2 separate regions of the Homo sapiens genome follow, and region 1 is linked to region 2. A link is a loop called in an ENCODE intact Hi-C map of the cell type or tissue named here. Cell type or tissue: HCT116. All regions are shown on one strand. Each heading gives the region's core, and the rest is flanking DNA. Links, peaks and the distances in the headings are about the cores only. Region 1 holds the start of LOC105375594 (a long non-coding RNA gene). Region 2 overlaps CNPY1 (canopy FGF signaling regulator 1).

Region 1 (16,350 bases), core at 2,668-10,667, 120 kb before region 2:
CCAGTACGACTCGACTGGTTACAGGACCCCAGACTCAGTCCTCGCCCCAGTCACCCCTGCTCAGAGGTGCCAGTGGCTCTGGGCCTCTGCCTTCCTCCAGAGCCCCTTGGCTCAAAAAACCCTCAGCATCTCCCGCCCACAGCCTGTGGGGGCCTGTGCTACCCGGGCAGGGTGGGAACTGCCAGCAGCTCCTGGCCTCCCAGCAGCTCCTTCCTCCTGACACATTCCCCGTCCGGTTGGACCGTCTCCAGGAGTCCACACTCCAGCTCAGCCGGGCCATGCGGATCCCCTCACCGGAGCGTTCTTTAAGGACCAGGGCTGCCGAGCAGGTGATGGGCAGAAGGCCCCACCTCCCCACTGTGAGCCGTGTGTCTTGTGTGACCTTTCTGAGCCTTCGTGTCCTCATCTAGGTGGTGGCATTCGTGAAGCCCACAGGACGCCCCAGCAGGAAGCGGCTGTGGTTCTTGTCACCCCCACCATGGCTGCTGCCTGGCCCCACTTCAACCATGCCCGCCCCTCCGCTCGGCTGCACACAGTTTTGCTCCTCATTACAGGCTTCTCCACAGGTTTTCCTCCTGAACCATGTGGATTCTTCTTGTCTTCCCAAATCCACCAACCTCTCTGAGGGCAGGGATCAGGCATTCTTCTCAGTGTTTACTTGTGAAAGCATCTAGCAGAACTGGGGGCCTACAGACCACCTCAGAAATGGTTTGAAAGCAGAAAGTGCTACCATATGCAGTTGAAATTCCCAGGCAATTATGCATGTAAAAATTCCTGGTTGTATACATGGAACATCAAAGATCAGAAGGAAAGAATCAAATGCCTGACTGTGCTATGATAGCGCCATTTCCTTTAACTCGTTTCACAAACGCAGATAGAGCGCTTACCCCGAACCAGGCATGTTGCTGCGTGATTGATAAATATTAACTAAATTAATCTTTGAAACCACCCCATGAGGTGGGTATTATTGTTGTCACCCTTTCAAAAATGTGGAAACCGGGGTGGGGAGATGTTAAGACGCTCAGTCAAGGTCACACAGCTCACCCGCGGTAGAGCTGGGGTTCAAATGCAAGTGGTCTCGGTCCAGTGTTTACGGCTTTAAGGTGTGTTGGCTCCAGGGATGAGTCTTCATTTCTTCTGGGGGCTGCGGTTATGAAGAGACCGGCCCCAGACCCAGAGCCAATGCCGCCAGGCACTTTCTGAGAGGAGCAGCGGCGGTGTGAGAGTGTGGAGTGTGAGAGTGTGGGGTGTGAGAGTGTGGGGTGTGAGAGTGTGGGGGTGTGGGAGTGTGGGGTGTGAGAGTGTGGGGTGTGGGAGTGTGGGGTGTGAGAGTGTGGACTGTGAGAGTGTGGGGTGTGAGAGTGTGGGCTGTGGGAGTGTGGGGTGTGGGAGTGTGGGGTGTGGGAGTGTGGGGTGTGGGAGTGTGGGGTGTGGGAGTGTGGGCTGTGGGAGTGTGGGGTGTGGGGTGTGGAGTGTGGGGTGTGGAGTGCGGGGTGTGGAGTGTGGGGTGTGGGAGTGTGCGGTGTGGGAGTGTGGGGTGTGAGAGTGTGGGGTGTGGGAGTGTGGGCTGTGGGAGTGTGGGGTGTGGGGTGTGGAGTGTGGGGTGTGGAGTGCGGGGTGTGGAGTGCGGGGTGTGAGAGTGTGGGGTGTGAGAGTGTGGGGTGTGAGAGTGTGGGGTGTGGGAGTTTGAGGTGTGCGTGTGTCGGGTGTGGGAGTATGGGGTGTGGGATGTGAGAGTGTGGGGTGTGAGAGTGTGGGGTGTGGGAGTTTGAGGTGTGCGTGTGTCGGGTGTGGGAGTATGGGGTGTGGGATGTGAGAGTGTGGGGTGTGAGAGTGTGGGGTGTGGGAGTGTGGGATGTGAGAATGTGAGGTGTGGGAGTGTGGGGTGTGAGTGTGGGGTGTGTGAATGTGGTGTGTGAGAGTGTGGGGTGTGGGAGTGTGCAGTGTGTGAGTGTGGAGTGTGGGGTATGGGGTGTGGGAGTGTGGGGTGTGAGAGTGTGGGAGTGTGGGGTGTGGGGTGTGGTGTGTGGGAGTGTGGAGTGTGTGTGGAGTGTGGGGTACGGGGTGCGGGAGTGTGGGGTTTGGGAGTGCAGGATGTGGGGTGTGAGAGTGTGGAATGTGGGGTGTGGGAGTGTGGGGTATGAGTGTGTGGGGTGTGGGAGTGTGGGGTGTGTGAATGTGGGGTGTGAGTGTTGTGTTTGTGGGGGGGTGTGGGAATGTGGGGTGTGGGAGTGTGGGGTGTGAGAGTGTCGGGTGTGGGAGTGTGAGAGTGTGGGAGTGTGGGGTGTGAGAGTGTGGGGTGAGTGTGGGGTGTGAGAATGTGGGGTGTCAGATTGGGTGTGGGAGTGTGGGGTGTGAGAGTGTGGGGTTTGAGAGTGTGGGATGTGCGAGTGTGGTGAGTGAGAATGTGGGGTGTGGGAGTGTGGAGTGTGTGAGTGTGGAGTGTGGAGTATGGGGTGTGGGAGTGTGGGGTGTTGGAGTGTGGGGTGTGAGAATGTGGGAGTGTGGGGTGTGGGAGTGTGAGAGTGTGAGTGTGGGTGTGGGAGTAGGAGTGTGAGAGTGGGGCGTGGGAGTGTGGGGTGTGGGAGTGTGGAGTGTGGGGTGTGGGAGTGTGGGGTTTGGGAGTGTGGGGTGTGGGAGTGTGGGTTGTTGGAGTGTCAGGTGTGGGAGTGTGGGGTGTGGGAGTGTAGGGTGTAGGAGTGTGGAGTGTAGGAGTGTGAGAGTGGGGCGTGGGAGTGTGGGGTGTGGGGTGTGGGAGTGTGTGGTTTGGTAGTGTGGGGTGTGGGAGTGTGGGGTGTGGGAGTTTGAGGTGTGGGAGTGTGGTGTGTGGGAGTGTGGTGTGTGGGAGTGTGGTGTGTGGGAGTGTGGGGTGTGGGAGTGTGGGGTGTGGGAGTGTGGGGTGTGGGAGTGTTGGTTATGGGAGTGTGGGGTGGGGAGTGTGGGGTGTGGGGTGTGGGAGTGTGGTGTGTGGGAGTGTGGGGTGTGGGTGTGTGTGGTGTGGGAGTGTTGGTTATGGGAGTGTGGGGTGTGGGAGTGTGGGGTGTGGGAGTGTCCGGTGTGGGAGTTTGAGGTGTGGGTGTGTCGGGTGTGGGAGTGTCGGGTGTGGGTATGTGTGGTGTGGGAGTGTGGGTTATGGGAGTGTGCGGTGTGGGAGTGTGGCAGGCCACCCTGAGCTGGAGAGAGCAGCGACGGCTCCACCTTCCCTCCAGGGCTCTCTGCTTCTTCCCGCCCCAGCCACCGTCTCCTTGCCTGGCCCGGCGCCCCTCGGGACCTGACAGTTGTCAACCCCTTAGTGTAGATGTTCTTGACCTGCTGTACCTCCTGGGAATAAAGGAGAAATCGCCTAAAGGAATGAGTGTGTAATAGTGAAGTTCCAGACACAGTGGCACCTACGGCGGGGAATTCCTTGGGGTGGGGCAGGAACCCCCTACTGCCTTCACGCTAACCCATAGTGCCGCTCACGGCTGTCAAAGCTTGTCTGTGGCGCAGCTGTGGAGTCCTGGCCGCAGTGGGGAAGGGAACTGACTGCCGAGGCCGGAGGGCAGCCGGCCTGCCGAGGGGAACAGCTGGATCTAGGTCCAGGTCATGGGTAGGTGGGCGCGCAGGCAGACTTTCGTGATGTTGTGCACTTGACGTGTTGTGCTGGACTTCCACAGCAGACAGGAAGGGTGAACAGAGCAGCCCTTCAGAGAGAAGCACTGGGCAGTCACAGGGATTTGAGGGAGGGTGGAGGACACCCTGCAAGCCCTGCGTGGCCACCAACAGGCAGCGCCCTGCAGCAAGGGGGCCACCGTGTCCCAGCCTCTGCCGCCGCTTCTGTGCCATGAGACACTGGTGGGGGCACGTCTCCTGGGGGATGCAGAGCGCAGCACGCGAGGCGGGCTGTGGGCTCACGGGGCTGCCCCCTCCTAGCCTGGCCCCCAGTATCCGCAGAGTCCCTCCTCCCGAGGCTGTGCTCACCTGGCTCTCACCTGGTTGGTGTTTGCTCAGCACCTCAGCCAGGGGCCAGGAGCCGCACAGACAGACTCCCAGGGTGCAGGGGTTTCATTTGAAAAGATCAAGAACGAAACCCAAGCGGACTCGGTTGCTCAGAGCCATCAGGCCATAGCTTTGAGTGGCAGTCCGGGTGGTTCAGTGACTTTGAAATGGTTTCAGGATGGTGTGTGTGTGCTTGTGTGTCTGCACGTGTGTCTGAGTGTGCTTGCGTGTCTGTGCTTGTGTGTGAGTGTACTTGTGTGTGCTTGTGTGAGTGTATCTCTGTGTGTGAGTGTACCTGTGCTTGTGAGTGTGTCGGTGCTTGTGTGTGTGCTTGTGCGTGTCTGTGTGTGAATGTGTTTGTGAGGGTGTGTGCGCACGCATGTGAGAGCGCAGGTGTCTGTGTGTATAGAAGAGTGTGTTGTGTGAATGCATGCATGTGCTTACCCTTTGTATCCCCCACCTGCTTCCCTGCCTTGCCCACGCTCATGCGGGGAGGGGGCGCGGGGAGGGGGCGCAGGACGGGCCTGGTCCAGGCGCACAGGTATCCTTGGAGAGGGGCCACGCTCCAATGCCCAGGCTCCACTTCACGCACCCTTTGGGACTCCCTGAGGACCCTGCACCTGGGCCAGCCAGCAGCCTGGTGACGCGGGGATCATGCTCCCATGCTAAGGAGAGAGCCAAGGGTCAGGAGAGAGCCAAGGGTCAGCAGGAATGCACAGATGGCCGCGTCTGAAGCCACGGAGTCAAGTCTCCCCTTCCTGCCCTGCGTCACCTGGCTGATGACTTACCTGCACCGCACCATGCAGAGGAAATTGCTCAGATAGCATCTCTCCTGGAAGCAGGGCTGCAGAGATCTGAGGGGTAACCCATCCCCTCTGCTCCCCTGTCCCAGAAGCAGGCTAGTCCTTGTAAGTTGCATTGCCTTAGGGGAGATGACATTCCTCGCCAGATGCCCTTCTTCTTGTAATTACCATGAATAGGAATGCAGCCCCCGCTTCTCCAGACCTGGCCAACTGGGGGATAGCTCCTGGCTGGAAGCCCTGTTGCATATTGTATCAGTTTCCTAGTTTCCTGTGGCTGCTGTAACAAATTACAAGCTTAGTGGCTTGGAACAGCACGCATGCATTACCTTACAGTCCCGGAGGCCAGAGGGCCGGCCCAGGTCTCACTGGGCTAAGGTCAAGGTGTTGGCCAGGCTGGGTCCTTCTGGAGGCTCTGGGAGGGGAACAGTTTCCTGCCTTTTCCAGCTTCTCGGGTTGCCCACATTCCTTAGCACATGGTCCCTTCCTCCATCTTCACAGGCAGCAAAGTTGCCTCTGTCTGGCCATCTTTCCTAGTCACACCTGCCCCTGGCCTTAGCTAGGAAAGACCCAGGACACTCTCCTGTCTCCAGGGCCTCAGTCTCATCTGCAAAGTCCCCCGGGCCACACAAGGCAACAGACCCACAGGTTCTAGGGATTTGATCATGGACATCATGGGGAAGCCATTGTTCTGCCAACATCTAATAATAGAGACCCCCAAGTTTCCTCCCTCTTCTTGGGCCAGGAGTCCCCTGGGGCTCCCTGCCTCCTCACTAACCACTGTGACCTTGCTCCAGGGCCCGTAATGTGCCTCTTCCTCACTGTGACCTTTGCCAGTTCCCGACCAAGGCCTCCCCACCACTCTTACCTCCTTTTCCCAGGAAGAGGGGGTCCCTCCAGGTCATCTGGGGGGTCTCTCCCCTCCTGCTTTCCCACAGCCTCCCTCTGAGGAACTCGGTGAGCCTTCCTCAGAAGGCCTTCCAGAGACCCCTTGCAAAGCCCAGCCCTAATGTGCCGTCCCCCACCTACCACTGAGGCCCCACAGGGCTCACCCACAGCAGACACTCACTGCAGATGTGGAGGTGCCTTAGTGCCTCCCCCTTATTTGACAGTCTTAAACATATGCCCTAAAACCCAACTGTCAGCCCCAAAGATGACCACCACCCATCCACCACATTGCTGGAGCCACAGAGCGACCAAGGGCTGACCCCTCCAGCCAACAGTGTGATCTGGGGAGTTACTCAGTCTCTCTGTGCCTCAGTTTTCTGGTCTAGGAAATGGGGATGATAATAATAGTATCAACCTCATAAGGCTGCTGCGAAGCTTAACTGAAATAATATGAATATTCGGCATAGCAACATGCTCAGTAAAAGTTAGCCATCATCATCACCATCATCATGGCCATCATCATCACCATCATCTTCATTGCCATCATCTTCATCACCATCATCATCACCATCATCTTCAATGCCATCATCATCACCATCATCGTCATCGTAATCTTCATCACCATCATCATCACCATCATCATCGTCATCTTCATCACCATCATCATGGCCATCATCATTGGTATTATTATGAGAATGCAGGTGGTCCCCTGCCAGGACCCGGCCACACAGAAATCAAAGGAGCTAAATGAGAAAGAGGAGCCCCGGGTCTGAGTTGGATTCTGCCACCAACAAGTGCTGGGGCCTGACTGCGTCACTTGTCCCTTGCAGATCCTCCTTGCCTGTGAAGTGGAGTGATGATGCTTTGCCCATGTCACGTGACGGGGTGAGACTCACACATACTAAGCCTGCAACAAGGTCTGAGAAGCCAGAAGCGCAACACAAATAGCGTGGAAGCGAGAGGTGTCCGGAGCAAGGCAGGGCGTTAGAGACGAGAGCAGGCCATCCCACCCCAGGGCCTCACAGCCCGGGCATCCCTGGGCATCCCTCCTTGGATGCTTAGAATAGTCAGGAATGTTCTCACCTCATTCTGTCACCCCTGGAGAAACAGAGGCACAGCAGGGTAGACTGCATGCCTCAGGCCCCCCAGCTGCATGTGGAAGAGCCAGGTCTCCACATGCCGGAAGCAATTCTTGCCTCTCTATGCTGCATGTCGTTCCTGTGACGACAGTGAGATGTCACCTCTGCAGACAGGGACAGCGTGTAGAGCGTGGCTCCATCCCATGCAGGAGGTGCCTGGAGGGCTTGGGACCTGGAATCACCCAGGCCCTGCCCCGGCCCTGGAGAACCTCAGCATCACGCGGCAGACCTGGATGTGGACCCGAATGATTCCAATATCCTGACATGGAAGGTGGCATCGGGTGTGCACACCCTGCCAGGGAGGACGTGGGAGCGCTGCTGTGCCTTGTGTCTGCAGGCACAGGAAAGCCCCCTAGAGGGCGCTTGATCAAGTCCGGAGACTCGCATCTGCCTGGCAGAGAAGGTGAAAGGGAGAGGTGGTCCCCTGGGAAGTCACAGCTGCCGGGGACCAGTGCACCTGCCGCACAGTGTGTGGTGCAGGGGTGTTGGGAGCCAGGCTGGGAGGGCAGGCGCGTGGCACCCACAGCTTTGCCATTCCCTCTGAGGAGTTTGCAATCCATTCTGTGAGCCATGGGGACCGGCTCACTTCTTAGAAGGCTTACTCCAGCAGCAGGGTGAGGAAGGACAGGGGAACAGGCTGAAGGGGACCCGTTCTGGGCTGCTGTGGTGACAACAGGGGAGGAACCAGAGCAGCCACACCAGGTACCGAGGAGGAGCCGCACCCTGAGATGCGGTCACTGCAGGGAGTGGTTGCTGTTCCCGTCCATGACCTAGGGGTAACCCGTGTGCCTCAGGCCCTGGCTCTGAGGCTGATGGGACATGTGTGTCCTGCCAGGCGTGTAGTAGCTGGGCATCAATGGTGGCTGTGATTCTGATGATGACGAGGGTCTCTGGGGAAGGGAGGCGTTCATTGTGGACGGTTCCTGGTGGCTGGTCAGGGAGTGGACAGGCCCTGGGGTCAGAGAGGCTGGTGGGCCCGGTGGACAAGCACAGGAAAGGCAGGGTGCCAGGGCGGTGAGGGTGCTCCGGCCGTCCTCCAGGAATGAGGCAGAGCACCAGCTCAGCAGGCAGAGAAGCCCTCACCTCTCAAAGCGGTTTCTCGTCCAGGTGAGGTTCTAAGGAAAGCAGCCGCTGGGCAGCAGGGGTGGCACTGACGCCTCACCGACTTCTTTCTCCAATGCTGGGAGCCCACCTGGGTGGGGAGCAAGTCCACGGGAGGGGTCCCTAACTTTCCTTTGTGATGTTCACTCATTCCGCAGATACTGGGTGAGTGCCTGCTGTGAGCCGAGTGCTGTGCTAGGAGCTGGCGGTCAGGGAGGAGCAGGAACGATGGATAGAATGAATGAGCGCGTGGAGGACTCGGCCTTGTCCAGTTCAGGAAGAACGCAATCTTGTCAAGTGTTTGTCATCCATGTGTTCATGCACTCATTAGACAGACATTTACTGAGGCCTCCTCTATTTGGGGCACTGCAGTGAACAAAACAGACAAAAGTCTCTGCCCTTGGAGCTTCAATTCCAGGGATTAAAATGAGTAACGATAACCATTGTTCTTCTGACGCTTTTTTCAGAGCAACCACAAGGTCTTCATCTATGTCTGACTCATCAACGAAGCAACCAAGACCCCATGAGCCACTTCATGAGCTCCAGGGAATAACCAGCACTCATGGGCGGAGTCTAAAACTAATATAAATGCTTAGAAATAAAAATACATGATTTTATCTCTCCTTTTTCCCCTAAAATGTTGGTTTCTAAGGAAACGGAAACATGTTTGACTCTAAAACTTCGATTTTAGTGTTTAGCATTGTGAACCCCAAAATCTGAGACAGGTCTCAGTCAATTTACGAAGTTTATTTTGCCCAAGTTAAGGATGTGTGTCTGTGACACAGCCTCAGAAGTTTTGACCACACGTGCCAAAGGTGGTCAGAGCACAGCTTGGTTTTATACGTTTTAGGGAGACATGAGACATCAATCAACATACGTAAGATGAACATTGGCTTGGTCCGGAAAGGCGGGGCCTCGGTGACATCAATCAACATATGCAAGATGAACATTGGCTTGGTCCGGAAAGGCAGGGCCTCGGCGACATCAATTAACATATGTAAGATGAACATTGGCTTGGTCCGGAAAGGCGGGGCCTCAGTGACATCAATCAACATATGCAAGATGAACATTGGCTTGGTCCGGAAAGGCAGGGCCTCAGTGACATCAATCAACCTATGTAAGATGAACATTGGCTTGGTCCAGAAAGGCAGGGCCTCAGTGACATCAATCAACGTATGTAAGATGAACACTGGCTTGGTCTGGAAAGGCGGGGCCTCAGTGACATCAATCATCATATGCAAGATGAACATTGGCTTGGTCCAGAAAGGCGGGACCTCGGTCCAGAAAGGCGGGACAACTTGAAGCCAAGACAGGAAGCAGGAAAGGGGCTTCCAGGTCACAGGTAGAAACAAATGGTTGCATCCTTTTGAGTTTCTGATTAGCCTCTCCAAAGGAGGCAACAAGAGATGCGTTTATCTCAGTGAGCAGAAGGGTGACTTTGAATAGAGTGGGAGGCAGGTTGGCCCTGAGCAATTCCCAGCTTGACTTTTCCCTTTAGCTTAGTGATTTTGGAGCCCCAAGATTTATTTTCCTTTCACAGCATGTGGCGGTTCTTTATTCTCATAAATGATTTCAAAACATTATGCACTTGGGGGATTTTATAATGAAAAATCGCGGTGTCCTATTAAAGCACAAAGAGGCAAAGCAGAAGCAGCAGACAGGACGTCAAAGAACCAGTGCATGGCTGCGCCGGGCCCCGGGGCTTCCCACACGGGTTACTGTCATCCTTCCGAATCACTGGACTTGAAGCCCAGCATGTTGCTGAGTTTTGCTCCAGAGGTGAGTGGACAAATGTGTCCTGCACCCCCACCCTCCCGACCAGGCCTTAGAGGACCGGGCTGGGAGCATGGGCAGCGTCAGACTCATTCCCCATGAGAGGTGAAATGAGAGACTCACTGACTTGCCAGGGGCAAAAGGCTTCAAGGCCAAGAGGGAGAAAGAATCTGTAGGAAGTTTTGAGGTTTGGAACTGGATTCCTCTTAAGACTGTGATTCTCAGATTCTCTGCAGAACTACAAGAAAATGTCCTCCTTATTGAAAGACAAAATGTGGTACTATGATGAGCAAGCCAAAGTATATATAATCACATATATAGCACAGTGTCACAGCCCTATGGTAAACATCATAGGCTCACTCTGTACCTGCAAGAAGCATTAGCAAAAGGGAACATTTTCCTTTTTCTATAAATTTCCACTTTATATACCCAATTAAATTTTTTTAAAGGTAGTTCTATATGGAATTTTTGGAAAGTTCCAGAAATTTGCAGCCTCAGTTTATCCCACTGTCCTGATACATGGTCCAGAATCATTTTCCTTTCATTTCTCTTTTTTTTCTTTTTGATTCTCAGACAATTGCCATTTGTTATTTAAGTGACAAAGGTAACGCATGCCGGCGGGAAGCAATGCACAAAATGTGAAGGTGAGTGGAGACCCTCCCCAGACCCCCCACCTCTGCCACCACCACAAACACGCACAATCCAAGTGTATCCATGCTTCTGTAGACTGATTTTTGCTATTATTTGTTCTTATAAACATGGGGTCCATATACCAGCTTCCGAGGGCTACCTAACAAAATATCACTGACCAGGTGGTATAGACAGCAGAAGTTTGTTTTCTCCCTGCCCCAGAGGCTGGAGGTCTGAGATCAGGGTGTGGGCAGGGCTGGTTTCTCCTGGGGCCTCCCTGCGTGGCTTGTGGACGCTGTCTCCTCCCAGTATCCTCCTGTGGCCACCCCTCTGTGTGTCCGTGCACTCGCCTCTTCTCGTAAGGACAGTCAGATTGGACCAGGGCCCCACCTCATGACCTCATTTTAGCAGACTGTGTGAGAGAACTGTTGCCCACATTCTCACCAGACAGGCGTATGGTTCTTTGTTCTTTTCTCAACTCTTTCTAAGGAAAATCTCAAACATACACAAAAGTCCAGAGAACAGAACAACGAACCATACTCACCACCCAGCTGCGACCACCATCAGCTTTTACTAATTGTATTGCATCTGTTTCCCTGGCCATTTTCTGGAACATATTTAGAACAAATCCCTGCCAAACATTATGGTATTTCACCAACAGACACCCATACGCATTTCTAAGGCACCAAGAGTTTTTAGCAACCTAGGTGCAATCCCGTTAATTCCTCAATATCAGCAAAGGCCACAAGGCTTCTGCTAGTGAGTGTTAGGCTGTGGAGCACTTCAGTAGGCCTCAATTCCATCTCCCTCTTTGCTAGCGTGGTGGGACCACCTTCAGACCTTTGCTTTTGAGGTAGGAGGTGGGACCTGAGTCCAGAGGCGGGGCTCTTGGACACAGGACCAAATTGAAGACTAGCTGAAACAGGGAGGGGCAGAAAACCAGTGTGCCATGTCAGTTTACCATTGTCACGGCAATACCCGGAGTACCACCCCTTCAATAACCTGACAACCCGGAAGTTACCACCCTTTTCCTAAAAGTTCTGCATAAACCACCCCTAATTTGCATATAATTAAAAGTGGACCTAAACATGACTGCAGACCTGCCGCTAAGCTGCTACCCTGGGCGCACTGCCTATGGGGGAGCCCTGCTTTACCAAGAGCAGTCCCTCCGTTGCCGCCGCTGTGCACGGGGCTTCCACAAAAGCTTCTGCCTCACACCCCTGGCCCGCCCTGGAGTTCTTCCCTCCTGGGCAAGCCCCGATTTTGGTGTTTGCCTGTCCTGCATCGCTTTCATCTGGATTTCCTCCCATGTGAAATTAGCTGTGCAGATCCTTCCCTTTTTTTTTTTTCTATTGAATCATTTTCCTCTTATCAATACGTATGTTCTCTTTCTATATGAAGTTATATGCAGATTCAGAAGAGAAGGCTTCAGGCAAGTTCCTTCTCCAGCCCCTGCTCCCATCTCTCTCTTCCCTGTTTCTCTGGCCCTTGCTCTCATCTCTCTCTGCCCTGCTTGGAGGCATCCAGCCTTCTTCACCACAGGGAACATGGAGCTCAAAAGATAACACACACCTTAATGCTGTTGACAGCTGCCCCAGTGGCAAAGGGACATGTTTTCATCACCTACACCTTGTTTGGCCAGTTAGAGGGCTGTGTTTCTCAGAGTCAGGAAGTCCTGGGCCAGGTGGAGGAAAGAAATGGCGCAGCCACCTCTGGCCTCCTCCTGCTCCTCCTGGATCTGGGAGATGGCGCCCAGCCAAGCCCTCCATGCCCTGCCCGTGAGTGGGATGTCTGACTGCTCTCACCGTCTCTCCTTCTCCCCTTAACCCCAGGCCCAACCCCTCCGGGCTCACTGCTTGTGGTTTTTCTGCTTAGGAATTGGTCCCTGGGTGTAGCCCAGGCTTGTAGGGCCCCGTCCTCCCCAGCCCTGCTCCCCACTGTTCAGGGGCAGCCCCCCCACTCCTCCCACCTGCCGTGGCTCTTTGCTGCACCCTCCCTGGCCCAGTCTTGGCATTCGCCCTTATCAGTTCTCCGTCTTCTTTGAAGCTGAGACAGAGTATTGTCCCCCACTTGCTTGCAGATGCTAAGATGGAGTTTAGAGCACAGGATATTGATCAGGGACCCATGCCTGGGAAAGGGGCAGAGAGAGAAGCCCAGCAAGATGCACCCTGGCCCAGCCTCGGCACCCCCAGGGAGCCCTGGGCTGTGGGGCCTGTTAGAGTTGCTGCAGGTGGGCGGGAAGGGCTGGGCATTCATACCCCCCACAGCTGGTCCCGGGTAAGGTGACCATCTGCAGCTGAGGCAGCCTGAAGGAGGGACAGCTGGAGGTATCTGAGGCTGCTCTCCCAATGCTGGAGGGCAGGGCCTTCCCTGGAGGGATCCGAAGGGGCATTTCCATGCCCAGCTCATACAGGAAGCTTATTGGAGCCTCACATCTGGAAAGCACTACAGACCGCACCGCAGACCGCACGACAGACCGCACCGCAGACCGCTCTACAGACCGGCACATGCGCAACCCTGCCCGGCTGCTCTCCCTCCCTGCCTGGCTGCTCTCCCTCCCTGCCCAGCTGCTTTCTCTCCCTGCTGTGACCAGGCCATTTTGGTGCATTATCTGTGCTCAGCGCTTTCCTCCTCTATTTGATGACTTTTCCAGGCAGTGGGCCTGGGGGTGAAGTCCCCTTGACCTTTGGGCTCCACCCAGGCACCTGGAGCCCCTGGGCTCTTCCCCTGCAGGGAACTGTTAGCATCCTGCACTTTGCCCTCCTCCCATCCTGCCCACGGGAGATGCAGCGTGAACTCCTAGTCCTCAAAAAGGCTTAAAAATTGCTCTACATTTTATGTTTAACGTGTGGTTATGTTAAAAAATTCATAACTAATGACTTGAGGCTTTGTTCTTCTCCGTACTCCACCGGTGAGTCCCTGTGGAGCTGGGCACGTCCCTTGATTTATCTTGGTTTCAGTCTCCTCCTCTGTGAGGAGGTGGAGGAAGGAGCGCTTCTCTTCCAACGCAGGGAGTCACCCATGGGACAGTCTCTGGTCTGTGCACCTGGCTGCTGAGGAGGGAGCAGGAGGGCTGTGGAGGGTCTTCTCCAAGGCCCCAGAACCATGTGATGAGGGCTTCCCGCCGCCAGCACCCAAGTCCTGCTCTGTGGCATGGCAGGCGGAGCCGAGCCTGAGGCAGGGCTCCCAGTTGCTGGATATGAAATCTGTCCTCAAACACTGCCAACTGGCTCATCCCCATGTCGGTGGAAGGCTGGGCCACAGCTCTGTGTGCAGGGAGAGTGGGGGCAGGCGGGCAGCTACTCCCATATGGACCCATGGAGCAGGGCCTTCTGATCCCATTATCCCAGATCAGATCTGCATGAGAGGATCTCCCTCTGCCTGGGGAGAGAAACATAGGAGGACAGCCGTGTTCCCGTTCCACATGGACGCATGACCAAAACATATGCACACATGCCACACGCATGCATACATAGGCATTTGTGTTTACACACCATGCTCACACAAAAATAGACATGCACACGCACTTGCACATGAACACCCACACACACACACGTGCAAACACACAATGCAGCCATGTACACACATGCACGTATGCTCACGCATGCACAATACACATCCATAGACATGCATTTACACATGAACACACACATGTGCACACAAACACACACACACACCCAAAAGCTCCAAGCTCCAAGTAAGCAAAGCCCTGAAAGCATGGGGTACATTGCAGAAAGCCCAGAATTCTCCTCCCCACTTAAGTCTCCAGAGCCACCAGGGAGGCGATGAGCCAGGGGAAGGACTTACTGCCTCTGGGTACCTTAGCCAGGCCTCTAAGAACTCAGCAAACCGGGACAGGGGATATATTTAAAGGAATTTTATTATGTTTTTAAAGATACCTTTTTCCTGTCAGGCCTGTGGTTTAATAAATACCTAGGGCTTACCCTTAAACTCTCCAAGGCTCAGGGCTAAGGACTTCATGACAGGTTTGCCCCTCATCTGCGAAGTGGCCTGAATCCCAGCTGTGAGAGCTGATATCAAAGCTCACTCGTCGGCTCCCAAACAAGAGAGGAGCACAGAGAAGCCGGCAAGAGAGATGAGGAGGGTTTGGGAGAATTAGCTGAGGAGACGGCAGCCACACATCAGGAAAACGCGCCAAGAGAAGGGCTTCAAACATAAATCTTTGAGGATAGACAGTCCCTCTAGTTACAAAGCAAAGATGTGCAAAGCTTGGTTCTCTGTTTTCACAGAAGCAGCCTCTTGGGCCCCAGCACAACTGAGCAGGCTCAGTCACGGTCAGCTCAGGGATGAGTAGCTACATGGACAGGCTTCCCATGAGGCCAGGTGGCCGTGGCAAAGGCTCCTGGCAAGGCTGCCTCCCCTGCCCACAGTGCAAATTTCCGAGCAAATTGCCGAGGGCCCTTGCCCTGATTTCATGATCAAACTCCTTGCAGGCGGAGAGCTGCCCTCCCACTGCTCTTCTGCATGTTCCTGGGGCACATGAGGGTCCTCAGCCTCCCTCCCCAGTGGCTCTTCTGGTTCTCTTGCCAACAAAAGTGATGTCTCATGATTTACACAGCTTTCCCATGAGTCTCACAATGGGTAATTGTATGTGTCACCTTGACTGGGCCACAGGGTACCCAGATATTTGGCTAAACATGGTCTGGGTGTTTCTATGAGGGTGTTTCAGATGAGATTAGCATTTGAATCTATGGACTCAGAAAAGCAGATGGCCTCCCCAGTGTGGTGGGCCTCATCCAATCCATTTGGGCCTGAATAGAACAAAAGACTGGGCAACAGAGAATTCACTCTCTGCCTGACTGCTTGAGCTGGGACATCTATCTTCTCCTGCCTTCAGGTGGGGACATATGCCATCAGCGCTCCTGGTTCTCTGCCTTCAGTCTTGGACTGACCCACACCATAGCTTCCTGGGTCTCCAGTGTGCAGACAGCAGAATGTGGACCTTCTAGGCCCCTGAAATAGATGAGCCAATTCCTTATAATAAACCACACACACTCACACATACACACACACTCACATACACACACACACTCACACACACACATTCTATTGCTTCTGTATCTCTGAAGAACCCTGAAAAATACAAGTGTGCGTTTCAGAACCACTCTCTGAGGGCATTCACAGACTCACCTGTGCCATTGCTGGCCGAGTCCACATCTCTCATATGGGGTCTTGCCCTCCTTAGTCCTCTGTCACTTGGGGCACCTGCCACGCCTCTTCCTTCTGCCTGTGATGTTCACTTTCCAGCCAGCTCCTTGTCTCACTTCTGCTAATGGCCCTGCTGTCTTCTTGGGTTGAAACCATGGCATTCTCGGTACCTCTAAAAAGATCCCATCCATTATGGCTGTCTGAGCCTCTCAGCTGGACCTTCTCCGAAAAATGGCCAGGGAAACAGATCCTGCCTGCCACATCCAGTGGAGTTGCAGGTCACTGCTGGCAGGACTGCCTGTTGGCATCAGACCTAGAAAGGGGAGGATGCAAACTAAGCCATTACACCTGTCCTTCTCGCCGTGCTCAGGAATAATCACAGCAACACGTGTACAGCGAGCACCTACTATGTGCAGCTCATGTATTTTCTGACTCTCTGGCTAATATTTTTCTTCTGTACAGGGAAGTTAGTTTTGGCTGCCAGCAGCTTTGTGGGACACAACCACAAGAATGGAAGATACATGGCCATTAGGATTCTCACCTCCGGGACCAGAAGGATCTAGACTCACTAGCTGTATAAATGTAGTCAAGTAATTTAAACTCTTAAAACTACACATGTCCTTGTCTATAAATTGAGAATAATAGTATAGTTGTGAAGCTTACATATTTTAGGTAGAATGTGATTGTTGTTCGGCACACAGGAAATGCTCAATGCATGTCAACTCTTATTACTGTCACCATCATGCATCTACAAAGGGCTTGAGTGACTAACAAAAATTAAATCAAGATTTGCCCTATCATGAGTACTTACCTGTGTTATCAAACTACACTTGAATTCACCTATTCATGAGGTTGACCCTGTCACTCGTGTT
Region 2 (16,350 bases), core at 4,039-12,038:
ACGGGGAGGTGTCCATGGGGGAGAGGAGCCACCGCACACAGATCACAGCCAGAGGAGGCATGCATCAGGCGGGACAGGGAGAGTTACTATCCCCACATTCACAATGGCATAAAAGACAAACCACCCAGTAGAATACTGGGCAAAGGCTACAAATACACACCTCGAAATAAGAAATCCAAATAGCACGCTGGTGGAAAGATGCTTAACTGCACTGGTAGTCAATGAAAGGGGAATAAAGGCAATAGCGAAATACCATCTTTCACTGGTTAGATTACCAAAATTAAAAGAATGCTATTACCCAGCGCTGGCAATATGCAAGAAAGCAGCCTCTGTCACCCACTGCTGGCTGGAATATCCATGCTGCAGCCTGCAGAGAAGCAGTCCAACAACATGGGTTAGTGTTAAAATGTTCCTACCTTTGACCCCTGCCTTTCAGGAATCTGTCCTGGAGAAATCCAATCAACAATACCTAAGGATGCAGCACCACGGAGGCTGCAGCGTCACTGTGTGGTGGCAAAACACCAGAAACAATATGTGTCCATCTGTAGAATGGTCTTCTTAACTGGAAAATGTCCATATCCTAGGCAGCCATGCTTTTCTTTTCTTTTTTCTTTCTTTCTTTCTTTCTTTCTTTTTTTTTTTTTTTTTGAGACAGTCTTGCTCTGTTGCCCAGGCTGGAGGGCATTGGCATGATTTCAGCTCACTGCAACCTCTACCTCACGGGTTCAAGCGATGCTCCTGCCTCAGCCTCCCAAGTAGCTGGGACTACAGGCACCTGTCACCATGCCCAGCTAATTTTTGTATTTTTAGTAGGGATGGGGTTTCACTATTATTTTAAAACGTCGAAGCCAAAAACCTGCATAGCTGCTGCCTGGTGTCTGAGCGACTGCAGTGCTGGCAAGGGCAAGGCTCTTGACTCTGATGGGAATGGAGCGGGGTCGGGAGGTAGACATGCGTCTTTTCTCTTATCTCTTGCTAAAATCATCATGTGTTATTTTGATAATTAATTTCTTTTTTTTTTTTTTTTTTTTTTTTTGAGGCAAGTTCTCACTGTCACCCAGGCTGGAGTGCAGTGGTGCAATCACACAGCTCATTGCAGCCTCGTCCTCTTGGGCTTAGATGATCCTCCCTCCTCAGCCTCCTGAGTAGCTGGGACCACAAGTACACGCCACCACACCCTGCTAATTTTTTTTTTTTTTTGTATTTTTTGTGGAGACAGGATCTCCCTGTGTTGCCCAGGCTGGTCTCAAAATCCTGAGTTCAAGCTATCCTCCCGCCTTGGCCTCCCAAAGTGCTAGGATTACAGGGCTGAGCCACGGCAGCTGGCCTTAACATTTTTAACAAAGAAATATTTGAAAACCCACATAGAGTAATGAGACATGTGAGTATTCAGCCTACCTGATTTGCACAGGGCCTGGAAAGCCACACACAGGGGTCCCGGCCGCTGCTGGGCCAGTGCAGGGATCTCCAGGAGCCTCTCCTGAGGCGTGGCCCTGGTGGCCCCGAAGGAGTTCAGGCTCCTTCCCCAAACCTTCAGGCAGCTTGAGAGCTCCTTTGCTAAATAGATGGGCTTATTAGTGGGCCTCAGGAACCCCCTCAAATATTAGAAATCACCATTAATCCTGCATCGTTGTAGAGAAGGGACAGCAGAGCTCTCTAGAACACATACGCCCAGTCTCCATGTGGCTGGAGAGGGCTCCTTTCCTCTGATGTTTTCAGAAAGTTCAGGAAAAAGGACATGAGAAGGGCCCAAAGAGCCTAATTAACTTTGACTTGACTTCAACAATGGGCAGGAGAATAAGACCCCTTTTAATATAAAATTAAAACCTCTCCACCAGAGCCTTATCCTCGCCAGCACTTTCTTTCATTGCTTTAAATTGGTCTTCTCGGCCTTGTAGGACTGTGGTGGGCGGGCCCAGGAGCCCAGACTCGCCCATTCTGGGCAAGTGTGTTCACATAGCTCTGACAATGCCAGCTCTCGGTCATTGTCACGCTTCCTTCTCTGTCCCAGGTTAAGCTACGCCGTGGGGGGATCAGCTGCTGCCAATGTGGAGGCCAAGCTGGGATCACTTCTTCATTCTAACTGGAGAGAAGGGAAGTTCAAGTCCAGCAGAGGGTGGGTGGGTAGACAGTGGCACTCAGAAATGTCAGCTGGACCCCTGTCCCCGCATAGGCAGGACAGCAAGGCTGTGGCTCTCCAGGGCCAGCTGAAGAACAGGACACTGTCTCCGCTGCCACAAAGCGTCAGAGACTCCCATCTTTGAAGCACGGCCTTCTTGGTCTTCCTGCACTTCCCTGTTCTGTTAGAGACCTGGTTATAGACAAGGCTTCTCCACCTAAGAAAAAACAACTTTGGGCTGGGCGCGGTGGCTCACACCTGTAATCCCAGCACTTTGGGAGGCCAAGGTGGGCAGATCACGAGGTCAGGAGATCAAGACCATCCTGGCTAACATGATGAAACTGTGTCTCTACTAAAAATACAAAAAAATTAGCCAGGCATGGTGGCAGGCGCCTGTGGTCCCAGCTACTTGGGAAGCTGAGGCAGGAGAATGGCGTGAACCCAGAAGGCGGAGCTTGCAGTGAGCAGAGATCGCGCCACTGCACTCCAGCCTGGGTGACAGAGCGAGACTCCATATCAAAAAAAAAAAGAAAAGAAAAAACAACTTTGTCCCAGCCATGAGTATTCTGGGCTTCCGAACCTGGAGGTTCCGAAGACCCCAGGAGAGGGAACTGGACAGTCAGCTCCCAGCGAGTAGCCAGAGGCTGGAAGTAGCTGTTTCCCAGTCTTTCATGAGAAACCAGAAGTCCGACGTTCTACGTGAAATCTTGATCCACATTATGTGGGCTGGATTTGGACCCTGAGCCTCCAACCATCCACGTGGCTGGGTCCTTTGGCCATCACCCTCACCCATCACAGCTTCAGATGCCTCTGGCCTGTGTTTGTTTCCTAACCTGCTGTAACAAAGTGTCCCAAGCTAGGGCCTTGAAACAACAAAAATTCACTCTCTCACAGCTCTGGAGACCAGGAGGCCAACACTGAGGAACCAGCAGGGCCGTGATCTCTCTGCAGGCTCAGGCAAGGGTCCTTCCTTCCCTCTTCATGGTTCCGGTGGCTGCTGGCAACCCTCGGCATTCCTTGGCTTATGGACGCATCACTGCCCCTCTGCCTCCCAGGGCCCTTGGCATTCTCCCCAGTGTGTGTCTTTGTGTCTCCATCTTATCTTCTTATAAGGATGCTGGCCACTGGATTAGGCCCTGCCCCACCCCACCCTGCTCCAGTATGACCTCATCTTAACTGACAACATCTACAAAGGTTCTATTTACAAATAAGGTCACCCTTCAAGTTTCTTTTCTTTTTTTTTTTTCTTTAATTTTTTGAGACAGAGTCTCACTCTGTCGCGCACGCTGGAGTGCAGTGGCATGATCTCAGCTCACTGCAACCTCTACCTCCCTGGCTCAAGCGATTCTCATGCCTCAGCCTCCCGAGTAACTGGGATTACGGGCGCCTGCCACCACGCCCAGCTAATTTATTGTATTTTTAGTAGAGACGGGCTTTACCATGTTGGCCAGGCTGGTCTCGAACTCCCAACCTCAAGTGATCCACCCACCTCAGCCTCCCAAATTACGGCATTATAGGCATGAGCCACTGCATGCAGCCCACACTTCAAGTTTCTGAGTGGATGCAAATTTGAGAGGCACTGTTCAATCCAGTGCACTGCTTCACCGGATTTGGGGCACGGTTCCACAACCACCTTAGCCTCTTCCTGTCCTGCTGATGTGTCTCTCTCCACATCGGCCCTAACTATAGTCAGAGGTCCACAACTGGCAGCAAAGGTTTTTAAATGGAAATAAACACACATCACCAGCAGGGTCTTTTTTTTTTTTTTTTTTTTTGAGACAGAGTCTCACTCTGTTAGCCAGGCTGGAGTATAGTGGCGCAGTTATAGCTCACTATCGCCTTAAACTCCTGGGCCTAAGCAATCTTCCTCCCTCAGCCCCTCTCCCCTCCATGACCCCTGCACCTGCCCAAGTAGCTAGGACTACAGATGTGTACCACCATGCCCAGCTATATCTTTTTAACAAAGTTTTTTACAAATGGGATCTTGCTATGTTGCCCAGGGGTCTTGAACTCCTGGCCTCAGGCGATCCTTCTACCTTAGCCTCCCAAAGTGCTGGGATTATAGGTATGAACCACTGCCAACGGCCAGGCAGCCTCAGATCATTCTTTATATGGCTACAGCCACAACTTCCTCTAAACATTGGCATGCTGCATTTGAGTGAAGAAAATTCCTGACTTTCATAGAACAGGGTTTCTCCACCCTCAGCACTACTGCCGTGGGGGACCCAGTGATCCTGTGCTGTGGGGCCGCCCTGTGCACTGCGGTGCTGAGCAGCGTCCCTGGCCTCCACCCACTGCATACCAGGAGCCTCTCCTCCCCTCCAGTTGTGAAAACCAGGAATGTCTCCAGCCACTGCCAAATGTCCCTTGGGGAACAAAACCATCCCCAGTTGAGAACCACTGGCATAGAACCTAGGTCCAAAAGTAGAAACTTGGGCTCAGTCATTCTCCTGGGACGAAGGCTGTCTGCTCTCCAGTCTGATGGTCTCCCTGCCTTGGCCTTCCGCATAGTTTTGTTCAGGTGGAGCCCTTTGTGCAGTTTGTCTTGACATCCTTGGCTATAAACTGAGCACAGAACCAATCTGACTGTCCCCAGACACAACCCGCCTAGTTCCCACAGGCATGCGTGCCCTGCGTCCTCAGGCCCCAGCTGAGAGCCGGTGCTGCAAACGGTGTGACCACTCACTCTCTCCTCTAGCTGTTCACAGGCTTCTCATTCCAGAAAGCCTTTTTTGAAAGGAAAATTTGGGCTCACACTATGCCAAAATTCTTGACAAGTAATTGCCTTCCGTGCTAAATGTTGATGTTTTTAGAAACTGAGATTCAAGAAATAGAATCTAAATAACATGTAGGTAATTAGGCTAGCCACGACATTTAAGTTTGAGAGGCTTCGACAACTAATTTAGAAGTTTTAAAACAGTGTCTGGATGGCGCAGTCTGGTGTTGGACGCCGCCAAGCCTTCAACCGGCTGGTCCTGACTTATAGGCTGCTCAAAGTGGGTCCTTCTCTTCCTCTCTCTGCAGCTTAGGATATCGGCACTTCCCTGTCAGATGGGGTTGTGCCCACAGAGACACAGCCAGCGTTCAGAGAGGGGATAATTCCTTATTTGTACTTCTGTTTCCTAAGAGCAGCCCTGTTGACCCTTTGGGAGCTTTCTCTGCATTCAGCTTCACACAATCACACCAGGCAGACAGCAAACAGGGAATCCCAGCAAGAATGTCAGGCCCAATGGGTGCCGGCCTAAGAGAGAGCCTGGGCAGAGCTCCAGGGCGGTGCCTCAGAAGTGGAGAAAAGGCTCGTTTTGCTTCACCAGTTCCCCAGAGCCACCTAAGCCCTGAGCCTCTGGCCACTGTCAGCCCGGAAGCAACAGCAAGAAGCCCCGAGCAAGATGAGTGGCCCTCACTGTGCGCACTGTCACTCCCCCTGCGTGGATCAGGTTAAAGTGTGAGAACCGGATCAACCTGGATTCCAGACTGACAGCTTGAGCAAATAAAGCAAGATATGCGTCAGCATCTGCTCAAACTAATACATAAGATTTTGCAGAGATCAATGTCTAGGAGGATACTTCATAAGTTAAAATGATACTAACATTTAGAGAGGAAATATTGGTTCTGAAAATTCAGCGTGATTGGTTTTATAGCTGATTGATGACAAAGCTAGCTTCGTGGGTTCTGCTCACAGAAGAGAGCTGTGTCTCTGTGTGTCCCTGCAGGCTCTGTGTCTTCCTGTAGGTCACTGCCTTTCCCAACTGTTCTTAAACAGCCTTCTCCAGCTCTTTAGAAGGAGGACCCCAGATGGGCCCGGGGCCGTGGCTCACGCTTGTACTCCCAGCACTTTGGGAGGCCGAGGCGGGCGGATCACAAGGTCAGGAGATCAAGACCATCTCGGCTAACATGGTGAAACCCGTCTCTACTAAAAATACAAAAAATTAGCCGGGCACGGTGGTGGGCGCCTGTAGTCCCAGCTACTCGGGAGGCTGAGGCAGGAGAATGGCGTGAACCCGGGAGGCGGAGCTTGCAGTGAGCCGAGATCGCGCCACTGCACTCCAGCCTGGGCGAGAGTGCGAGACTCCGTCTCAAAAATAGAGGGAGGACCCCAGATGATCCACTGCTATATTTTATGGTTCCTACCACCTCCTCCTAAAATAGGTTGCTGAGAATTTTTTTTTTCAATCAAATCCAACTGAAAAGAATTTGAATTTTAAAATCCCATAATACCTCTACAATATCTTCCCATATTATTACAATGGAAAAACTGCCTCGCTCATGGAGTTCGGTCTGCAACACACAGACCGAACTTGTGTGCTTGTGCCTCGCCGTCTCCTGGCTATGCGTGTTGGGAGTCCCTGGGAACCATGACGGATAAAGTTCATCTCATCAGTCAGGAAAATTCATGCCCTCACACACCACCCGTCTGAGTCTACAGTCAGAAAACAAAACGTGCTCATTTCTCCTTTACCGCTATTAACAACCAAAAGAATCCCAAATCGATACCCACTCAACGTCCTTCTAACAGGTGCAAGCTCTGCACATCGCTAGAGGATCTTCTATTGCAGTTAGAGTAACCAAGCATACGCCGTACAGTGACAACATCTGCGTGGCTCACACCACACAGGCAGCCGCAGAAACAGCGCCTCCCAAACGGCGCGGCCTCGCTCACCCTCAAAACCCACTCCGCGCCCGACGGGAACGGCTGGAGGGAGGAAAGAGCCAGGCACCTCTCGTTCGGGGTCTGACATTGTCACCTGGCAGATAAGTGAGTCTGCTCGGATGTGCCGGCTCGGAACATGCCCGTTCGTCAAAGAGGGAGGGGAAACAAAACGAGCTTGTGCCTCATTCCCGGTGGCTCTCCACGCAAAGTTAACGTTTGTTTACTCTAAGCATATGCCCAGGTGAGGCCTGCACAGCCACCTCGCCGCGGGTGCAGGGCGCGCCTCAGAATGACAGCGAGGTGCACGCTCCGGCCCGCGCAGAGCGGGGCCAGCTCCGCCACCCAGCGCGCGGGAAGCCCCGCAGCACCAGCAGGGCCCGTCGCTTCGCTCCGTCCCGGTCCGGCGTGAAACCCCCGAGGGGAAAAGCGGGTATCAAATGTGAATTCCACTCGTCCACAGCGCCGGGCGTTATGAAAATCTGAGCACCTTTGACCGGAGAAGCAATAGCTATGGGATTAAGGCGAATTTCTTACGGAGAGGAGAAAGATGTGCAGTTTGTAATTACCTGCTCCCTGTAGTACAGTCCGTCCTTCACGCCTGGATCTAACGGGACAAACTCTCAGCGGCTTTGCTCTCCCGGCATTGTTTCAGCACCCACCAAGAGGATTAAAAATAATCTCTTTCCCTTTTAATTTTGTGTCCCCCACATCCCCTCCTCCTCCCCACATCCCCTGGGGACAGCATAAATTTTTAATCCCTGAGGTTTGGGAGGGGGAGGGGGTGTTAACCCCTTGTTGAGGTGGCGGCCGGAGGACTGGAAGCCCGGGGGGAAAGGTCCCCCTGCTGGCCCCGCCGGGAAGAGCACTGCGTCCCCCTAGGACACTGACATGCCTGCCCTGTATGTGCACTGCAGCGGGTTAGGGGCCCCAAAACAGGTAAGCAGGAAAAGCCGCCTTTCCTTTCCCCTGACCCAGGCACAGTCTCCTGATGGCCTCAGATGCCTCCTCTGGTGCCCAGATAGGCTGCCAGCCCACGCAGCTGCTCCACGCCTTCCCTGTCTCTGCTCTGAGATAGGTGACTTTGAGCTCACACACACACACTCACACGTGCATGCACACACACACATGCACACACACGTGCACAGAGGCACACATGCACACACGTGCACACAGGCACACACACGCATGCATAGACACACATGCACGTGTACACACGTGCACAGACAAATGCACATGTGCACTTGCATGTGCACACACAGACACACACACACTCGATGCGAACACTTGCTCCTCTTCCCCCAGGTGTGAGTTTCCACCCTGGCCTGATGACGTCAGGCCTTAGCATGTGGGACTGACCGGGAAGGCGGATCAGCTGCAGGGGCTGAGGTCTCAGCCTGCTCCACTCACAGCGTCGCGGGATGGCCCACTGCACTGAGCGAGGCAGCCCTGGTGGCAGGTCCGGGCAATTCATAGAATTGGGTCCTGAACCTCCCCTACTGCCCCCACAGCAGCAAGGGGCTGGCGTGGAGACTGGAACGTAATGGGACTCCGGCCTCCGGTGAAGGCCACAGTCAGGCCACAACTAACATGCAAAGCACAGGGCTTTCTGGGCACTGAGGGAGCGGGCGCTGGGCGGCTCCTGAGCAGGAAAGACCAGGCTGGGGAGTCAGAGCTCAGCCTCTGCTCGGTGTCTGTGGACAAGAGATGCTGGAGGGCATCACCTATCTTCCTGGGAGGATGTGACTGAGGAGGTCGGCGGTTCTCTGGCTCTGGTGGGCACAGGACCCCAGCTTGGGGAAAGGGAGGTTGAGACAGCCCAGCGGTGACCTGGCTGATGTGAGAGCAGGGCTGTGTTCAGCAGAAAAGGCAGCTGGATGCACAGCACATTGCAAAGGGCACGGAGAAGGCTCCGCTCAAAAACAAACAAGTGGCAAAACACTCCTGCATCCCCAATTCCCTAATGCCAAATCCAACATTTGTGGGGCTCCTGCCTTTGCCTGGTCAGTATGCAAGCACTTGTGGGATGGACCCAGCATTGGTGCCAGGGCTTCAATCATCATGGAGTATTAATGCCAGCTGTTCCTATGTGCCCTGCCTCCAGGAAGGTGAGCTGTGCCGGACCAACAGCAGAAGCTTCAGGGGAGAGCCTTCTCAGTTTGAACACTTGGGAGAGGAGGAAGGGAGCATTTCAACTGCAGATGAATCATGATCCAGAGATGGGAGAAGCCAAGAGCTTACAGGTGCACACACTCAGGCACAATGGCAGCCGAACACACACAAGGCATAAGGATACACTCAAGAAATGTACAGAATCCACAGGAGTAAGACAGAAAAGCTTTACCAAAGGACATGAAGGAAGCCGGGAATGAACAGAGCACATATCATGAGACAGGTCCAACCAACTGCCTCCCCAAAACCCCTTCTCCCTTCCTTGCCTACACACGAGGCCTGATTTAATCCTAGAAGGCTTCAAATAGGGAGGTGACACTCAGGGCCCATCCTACCTTCCACGGGGCTGCAGAGGCTGGAAAGCAAAGCCCTACACTTCCAAGACTCATTTGCAGCTGGAGGGTTCTATGGGATCAGGGTCGTGTCATTGGATGCATTCATCTGTGATTTGGAAGGCGGTGGACGGAGAGCCAGACTTCTCACCGATTCTGCTGTTCTCTGGTAAGCATCGTCTGCTATCATCAGGATTTTCTGGAGAAGACTACAACATCTTCTCATGGGAATCAGGTATGGGGAGGGTATTGTGGTATGAAGAGGCAGGTAAATTCCTTTCCATTTAAAAGAGCTCAAGTGTTTCTGAGATTTGCAACTGGAGGCTGGCAAGTATTTTATTTGGTGCAAGGTTTGGCTGTAGGTAGTAAACCCTCCGGGATGATATTCTGGGCTGGGCTGTCCTCACCTGGCGGGGTCAGAGGCAGTGGGGATCCAGGTGCCATTTGAAATGGGATGCTGTAAATCCATGGCATGCAGTGGTGAAACAGGGACTTGCAGCATTACCTGTGGTTACCTGGAGTGAAGTCCCCAGGGAAGGGGAGGCTGTGGATGACTGATCACCCACTGCAGCAGACAGGTCCTGGGCGGGGCTGGTTATTTCTGCAGTACTGGGAGGTTAGAAAGCCTACGGGCCGCTCTGTGCTTGAGACCTATAGTCATAGGTTTCAGGAAACTTCTCAGGTCACCAAATGCATCCAGGGCCATACTGAGGTGCCTTTCTTTGTCCCATGCTACCAGGCTTCTCTCCAGTGACCAGTGACCTGCTATATGGTCACCACACTCCACTTCTTCCTCCTCCTGGACACACAGCTCGACTGTTTCCAGCCCTTCTTCCAACTAGGTGAGGACATGTGCTGGAGTCCCAGCCGTGGAACGTAGGCAGAAGCAAGGCCCCTCCCTGTTAGCCCTGCCTGTAAACATTTCCCACAGAATCCTCCATGCTCTCTCTCCCCATCCACCTGCTGGATGAACAGGACTCGGGCTTGGAGGAGGAGGAGCCACAAGACAGAAGGGCCTGGGTCCCTGAATGACCAAGTGGAGCAGAGCCCCGTGCCAACCCACACTAGACTACGACATGAGCAAGAAGTCAACTCTCAACGCTCGTGGTGATCCACACTGACACCAGGCAGTGTATGATACTTAAACTATTCTGACAAACACCATCAGTAAAGAATCATGCCAGCAATTTAAATAAAAATGAGTGATGGTGTTTCTCTTTTTAAATAAGATAAAAGAGAAATAAAATAGAAGATGGTACACAATAAAAGCCACCAAATAAATTAAAAATGTATACAACCCCCAGTCCTAGGGATGTAAGGACCAGAGCATCCATCTGTTGATGCTTCTTGCTCTTCTTTGAGAGGAAAGGAACATGAGGACTGTAAGTAAAGGAGCCGGGGCTATTTATTACTCCGCATGCTAACATCTTCTCATGTCCTCTAGATGGTTGAGAGATGAGACCCACGTGTCTCAGAAGAGCAGGTCCTTGGCCAATGAGAGTTATGGAAAGAAGAGAGAGTAGCAGCAGAGATAAAGGGGGAAGCTACCTCCCTTCCAGCCTCTCCTTCCGAGGACTCTTAAAGCACCAAAGGACACATGCATGGAGCAAAAATAGAGGATTGCATCGGTTCCTGAGGCTGCTCCAGGGCCAGTGACACCACCAGGAATGAAGCTGGACAATTCAAGGAAGGGCCACATCACAGCTTTCTGTGGAATTTTTTTTCTTTTCTTTTTTTTTTTTTTTTGAGACGGAGTTTCGCTTTTGTCGTCCAGGCTGGGGTGCAATGGTGCGATCTCAGCTCACTGCAACCTCCGCCTCCTGGATTCAAGTGATTCTCCTGCCTCAGCCTCCTGAGTAGCTGGGGCTACAGGAATGTGCCATCACACCCCGCTAATTTTTTGTATTTTTAGTAGAGATGGGGTTTCACCGTGTTGCCCAGGCTGGTCTCAAACTCCTGACCTCAGGTGATCCACCCGTCTTGGCCTCCCAAAGTGCCGGGATTACAAGCATGAGTCACTGCGTCCAGCCTCTGTTGAATATTTTATACGAAACAAAATCACGTGTCTGTGTATAGTGTTCCATCTTCTTAAGAACAATGCTACTTTTTAGAATAGGAATTTCTACATTATCATGGAATTCTTTTGATTTCTAAAAAAAAACCTTCAAAACTTTATGTTTTAAATTTAACAAGTAATATGTTTATTATAGAAAAAATTTTAACAGATAAACAAAAAAAGAAAGAAAGGAGCTCAGCAGTAATACGCAGATACAAGAACTGTGACTATTGTCTCAGTGTATTTCCTGAGGCTCCCTCCTGCAGTGAACAGACACAGACACGTAAGAGGGCATCTGTATGTGCGGGTTAATAACCTCTTTTTTGCACTTAATAATAGGAAAATACCCTTCGGATTTTTTCACATGGCAATTTACAGGTTCCTGTGAACATCATTTTCTTGCACCATCATCTTTCTCAATTGTTGCTGAAGTAATTTTCTTATTAAGGTGGCATCCATGGGCCAACAGCCCTTGCAAAACAATTTAGGGGTGATCCCTGAAACTCCTGGTTGCTAAGTGTGGCCTCCAGCCCTGCAGTCCATCTGCACACCATCCCTTCCTCTTGTGCTTGCAAGAAAATGCAAGTAAGTACTAGGGACTGTTGCCACCAACCTCATTTTCAGACACTGGGGACCCTGCAGGCTGGTCTCACTGTCTCCTGGGCTCTCCGCCTTCACCCGCGTGTGACCCTGAACTGTGGCAGATCTGGGGACCATCCACCAAAGAGCCCTCCCACCCCCCTCCTGCTAACCCCAGACTCTGCCCCTCCTCACGTGCCCAGGACAGGCCACGCCCCCACAAGGCCCTGAGCTTGGGTCTGGATTGATCTGAGGGACGTCTGCGAATGCCCCACTTGCCCCGCAGTTGGTCTAGCCACAGGCGTTAGAGGCCCTCCTGACCCATGAGATATGAGGGGGAGTTCTGGGGGCTGGGGGTGGGAGATCCTGGACAAATGTCCTCCTTGTTAAAAAAGAGACCCCATGCAAAGCTGTTCACTTTTCTGCTCTGAGCACCGCCATGGGCTGACTCGCGCCCCCTCCTATTCACCTCCTGCCCACCCCACTCAACTCACCCTTCACTCTCTGAGACGTGGCGTTCACACTGGCGGCTGCTGAGGTCTCTGGGTCAGAGTGTGAGCTCCTATGGGGGAAGAATTCCTCCCCTAGTCCACACCACATGTAGACCCGGAATGCTGATCCAAAGGAGACCAGTGCCAGGGCACATCAGCAGGAATCTGAGCCCCAAGGCTGCTGCCACCAGGGGCCAGGAGCCAGCTTCGGGCCCCTTTCTTTGTCGCTCCCCACCCCACCCTGCCCAGCTGCGGTCCCTTGGTCCATAGAAAGCGTAGGCCGCTAAGCCAAAGCTGTCACTGCTGTAATATGAGGATTCAGAGGAGATGTTCTGATTTTCTTTCTGCAGAAGGAGTCAGGAATTGTTGTGGCATTGTTTGGGTATTAATAATCTTCCTAAATCAAATATCTTTAGGCTACCGTATCATGCTGAGGACAGCCATCTGCTATAGTGGCTTCCAATTTTTTGGACATGACCCACTTCTTACACCAAAACCCATTATATAAAGTGTCACAAAACATACTTTCCTTTTCTATAAGATGTACTCTGATATTTAATATATATTTCTACATTCTTGTATGCCACTACACGGATTTCATGGCCCTCTAGCGAGTAGGAAAATTGCTGATGGACTGAATCCCCCTGCACCTCCTGGCTGGCCTGATAGAATAGCCAGCCCTCTCATTTTGTCCATGTACAGTTGTGCAGGTTGCACACTGCACAGCTCCAGGATGTTATAGTGCCCTGTTGTTTCATAGTACATAATGGGATGGGGTAGCTCTGTCAATAGTGTGGGAGCAGAGGGAAAGCTTCCCTTCTGCTCCCTGTGAAGGCTTGCTGAAATGACTGAAAAACAGATTAACGGGGGGAAAAAAGCAGACAAACATTCATGTGTGTTAGCATGGGAGCCATATGAAATATGAGACTCCAACAAGGGCAAGATGGTTGAGACTTAAATACCCTTTTCATGGAGGAGAGGGAAGTGGGGGCCCGTGGGCCATTTTAGGGGAGAGTCAGTGATTCTTAGGAGAAAGGAATGGACGCAGGAGGCAGACATTATCTTGTCAACGATTCTCTTAGGAAACTGAATAGGACCAGCAAGTTATGGGAAGGTGAGGGGTAGAACTGCACCGTGAACACAGATTTTCTTCTTATGTGACAAAGCCTCCAGGGTCATCACTTTGAGCTGCCCTCAGAAGAACAGATGAAAAGTCTGGGGGTGGGGGTGACCTTTAGGCTTTTCTCTCCTCTGGTGGCTAAATCTTTCCTGGTTATTTGATCAGATTCCTCGGGAAGAGATCTTAAGACAATTGTATTTCTTTTGGAAAGAAGTTTCCTAAGTCGGATAAGGAAATTCCAGGGAGAGGCTCTCTGCACTTGGGGGCTGGAGGAGGAAACAAGGTTAGAAAGTCCAGAATTCTGAGACAGCTTCGAAGGACTTCCAATGTCCTTTAATTCAAGTGCTCGGCTTTGCCAAAGCACCGTGCACTGGGGTCTCGTTCTCCTCATCTTAGCGCTAGCAAATGGTATTGGAATTTTTCTAAATTAACTTATCAGCAAATTAAATTAATACTAATTTGTCAAAATTAAGTGAGTCACTAAAGCTTTCTGGGCCTCATCTGCATTTCTAAAATGAAGCTAATTACAGTGGCCCAGTTTACCTCCCAGAGTTGTGTTTTAAAGCTTAAAGAAGCATGAGGTGTTGGTGCAAACCGGATATTGGCCTCGTCCTCACTGTTGCTGTTGGTGCTTTCTGTTTGAACTTTCCAAGTTTCGCAGAGAGCGAGGCCTTGCTCTCACACTCAGCCGAGGCAGAGGACGCCCCTGAGCTCTGCTTCATCATTTACAATTCCCTCGGTGAACACACGTTTCCTGGGTCCCTGTGGGTAACACACGGCTTGCCCTGGTCATCCTGTATCCAGTGACTGGAGCTCGGAGGTTCAAAATCTAAAAGCAAATGTGAGCCCCTCGACTCCAGCTCCCTGACCCTGGGTGCCCCGCTGAGAGCAGCAGTGCATGCGTACCCTCATTCGGGAGGCCAGCCTTTCATCACTGGGAGAGGAGACAGGTAAGCAAATGTGAAGTAACTGCCTCCAAATTGTCTTGTGCTGTGTTGCCCTGTTTTAGGAAAGGTGCCATTAATCCAATTTGTTTAAAAAATAAATAAATAATAGGGAAATAACCGCAGTGCTGAGATGCTGGCTGCATTTTGCTGAACAGACGAGGCTTTGTGCCAGTGTGAGGAGCTACCGAGTGAAGACATCCCACCTACGGTGGCAGCAGGGGTGGTCTCCCACCTGTCCCCAACAGCCCCAGGCCAAGGAGGCAGCTCTCTGAACTCTGGACTTTAGTGAGTGCTCCCCCGCTGAGCCTCCCCGTTCCCGCTGTTCTGAAGACAGAGACCTCCGCGAGCGGAGCACGAGCTCCCAGCCTATCATGAACATCGAGCAAGACGTGGCACGTGAATTTCATTTCTCAAGGAGAATGGCACTAAAATCCTTGGCTAGGGAGAATGTTTCCAACAGAGCAAGGCAGTCAGTCCCCGGGAGCTGAGGTCCCTGTACATCGTGTATTACTAAACAGCTGCCCCTTCCATCCTCTCTGCTTCTACAGGCTGTCCCATAAAGTTGATAACATTGAAGACTTCTGAGCTAGCTTGAGAATGATGTTGATTACAATAATGAGCCTTATTTTCTAATCATTCCCCACACCACATGACCCACACCTTCCTCCCTTCTAGCCTGCTTGGCAGGTCAGCCTCAGATGATGAGGAGGGAGGCCAACCGGGCCTGGCTTGGAGGCTCCCCAGAGCCCCCGCAGTCTGCTGAGTGTGGGGCGACTGTCCATGGGTCTTGCTCTAACTCAAGGGAAGCTGGAGCACCCTTCCTCGAGGGTCTTGCTGCCTGGCTGGCCAGGAGGACAGTGTGGATGGAGCCACACACCCTGAGGTCCTTCCCAGGAAGGGAAGTCTTCCAGCCTCGCACCAGCCTCTATAACCATCACTCAAAGGTGGGTAAGCAGCCCTGGTACTCAGAAACCACGGCAGCCCTATAGAGGGGATGCTTTGCTTGAAGGGGCCTTTTAGTACTGTCTTTGCTGGGATTCTCCCAGGGCTGTTTACCTGGAAGGTTCTGGAAACACTAGAGTGGAGGGGAAGTTCTACTGGAAGGCAGCCAATGAACGCTGTGTTTGCAAGCCGGCTGCCATGACAGGGGCAGGGTCGGGGGGGCAGAAGTCTGCTGGGAAAATCCTAGAAGCCGGTGCAGAACACGTGCAGTGGGACGCTCGATGTGGAGTATTCACAACCCCTGCTGTAGGGCCTGAGAGCTGATTCCCTCCCTGCCAGGCTGAGTGCTGTCAGGCAGGGAAGGCGGAGCTGGGCAGGGGAGTCAGGCAGGCAGGGAAGGCGGAGCTGGGCAGGGGAGTCAGGGGAGCCCCAGGGAAAGCAAGTCCTGCTTGGTCCTGCCAGCTGCTCCCCGGACCTACGGGTCTGGGAGTCACCAGGCTCCAAGGAGTGACCCCCCAACCATGGTCAGAGCACCCCTTGCTCATGGGCGGGCGTAGGGAGCCAAGGAAGGAAGGTCCTGGGTGTGGGCATGGAAAGGCTCTTCATGGAGACCTCTGCTTGCCCTTCGGGGCTCACCCAAGCTTCCTGACTGATGCTGGGGCCTCACTGCTGGGCCTCACGTGGAAAGAGCCACTGCACACCCCTGGGGCTGGGGGATTTCTGTCTGAGCCACAATGCTGCTAGTGGCAAAGTATGCAGAGTAGAAAAAAAAGCGGGGTCCCCACATATCCCGGGGCTCCTGTGGTGCAGCCGGACCCCAAGACCCTCCCGCTGCTGAGAGGACATGCAGGCTGTCGTGGGCACCTGGCCCTCCTCTGTGTCTGTCCCAGCCCCACATCCACACCAGGGACTGAGCCAGTGCGGGCAGAGGCCCGCCTGCGGCC

What was found. A loop is a pair of places that touch in the nucleus more often than their neighbours do. Peaks named below come from ENCODE experiments on the same cell type or tissue, not always from the same donor. Only the 100,000 strongest peaks of a DNase experiment are listed, where the experiment ranks them.
Region 1: it touches region 2 in a loop (1.9-fold over the local background); 7 of 110 quality-filtered maps call a loop at or near these places.

The regions. Positions count from the first base shown.
Region 1 is chr7:155,405,683-155,422,032 of GRCh38, forward strand. It overlaps LOC105375594 (a long non-coding RNA gene), which reads left to right and starts at 9,021. Exons shown (of 4, transcript XR_928239.3): 1 at 9,021-9,248; 2 at 9,537-9,685; 3 at 10,253-10,323; 4 at 12,714-13,147. It overlaps EN2-DT (EN2 divergent transcript), which reads right to left. Exons shown (of 3, transcript NR_186580.1): 3 at 15,524-15,791. RefSeq lists an enhancer at 2,832-3,554. In HCT116, for the core only: CTCF peaks have their summits at 7,147 and 7,347; DNase peaks (open chromatin) are centred at 7,179 and 9,129.
Region 2 is chr7:155,526,424-155,542,773 of GRCh38, forward strand. The region is part of intron 2 of CNPY1 (canopy FGF signaling regulator 1); the gene reads right to left. Among named protein-coding and RNA genes, the nearest start is that of CNPY1, 12 kb to the right of the region's middle. RefSeq lists an enhancer at 15,664-16,350. In HCT116, for the core only: a CTCF peak has its summit at 7,617 (motif pointing left); a DNase peak (open chromatin) is centred at 7,620; H3K27me3 peaks cover 1,276 bases.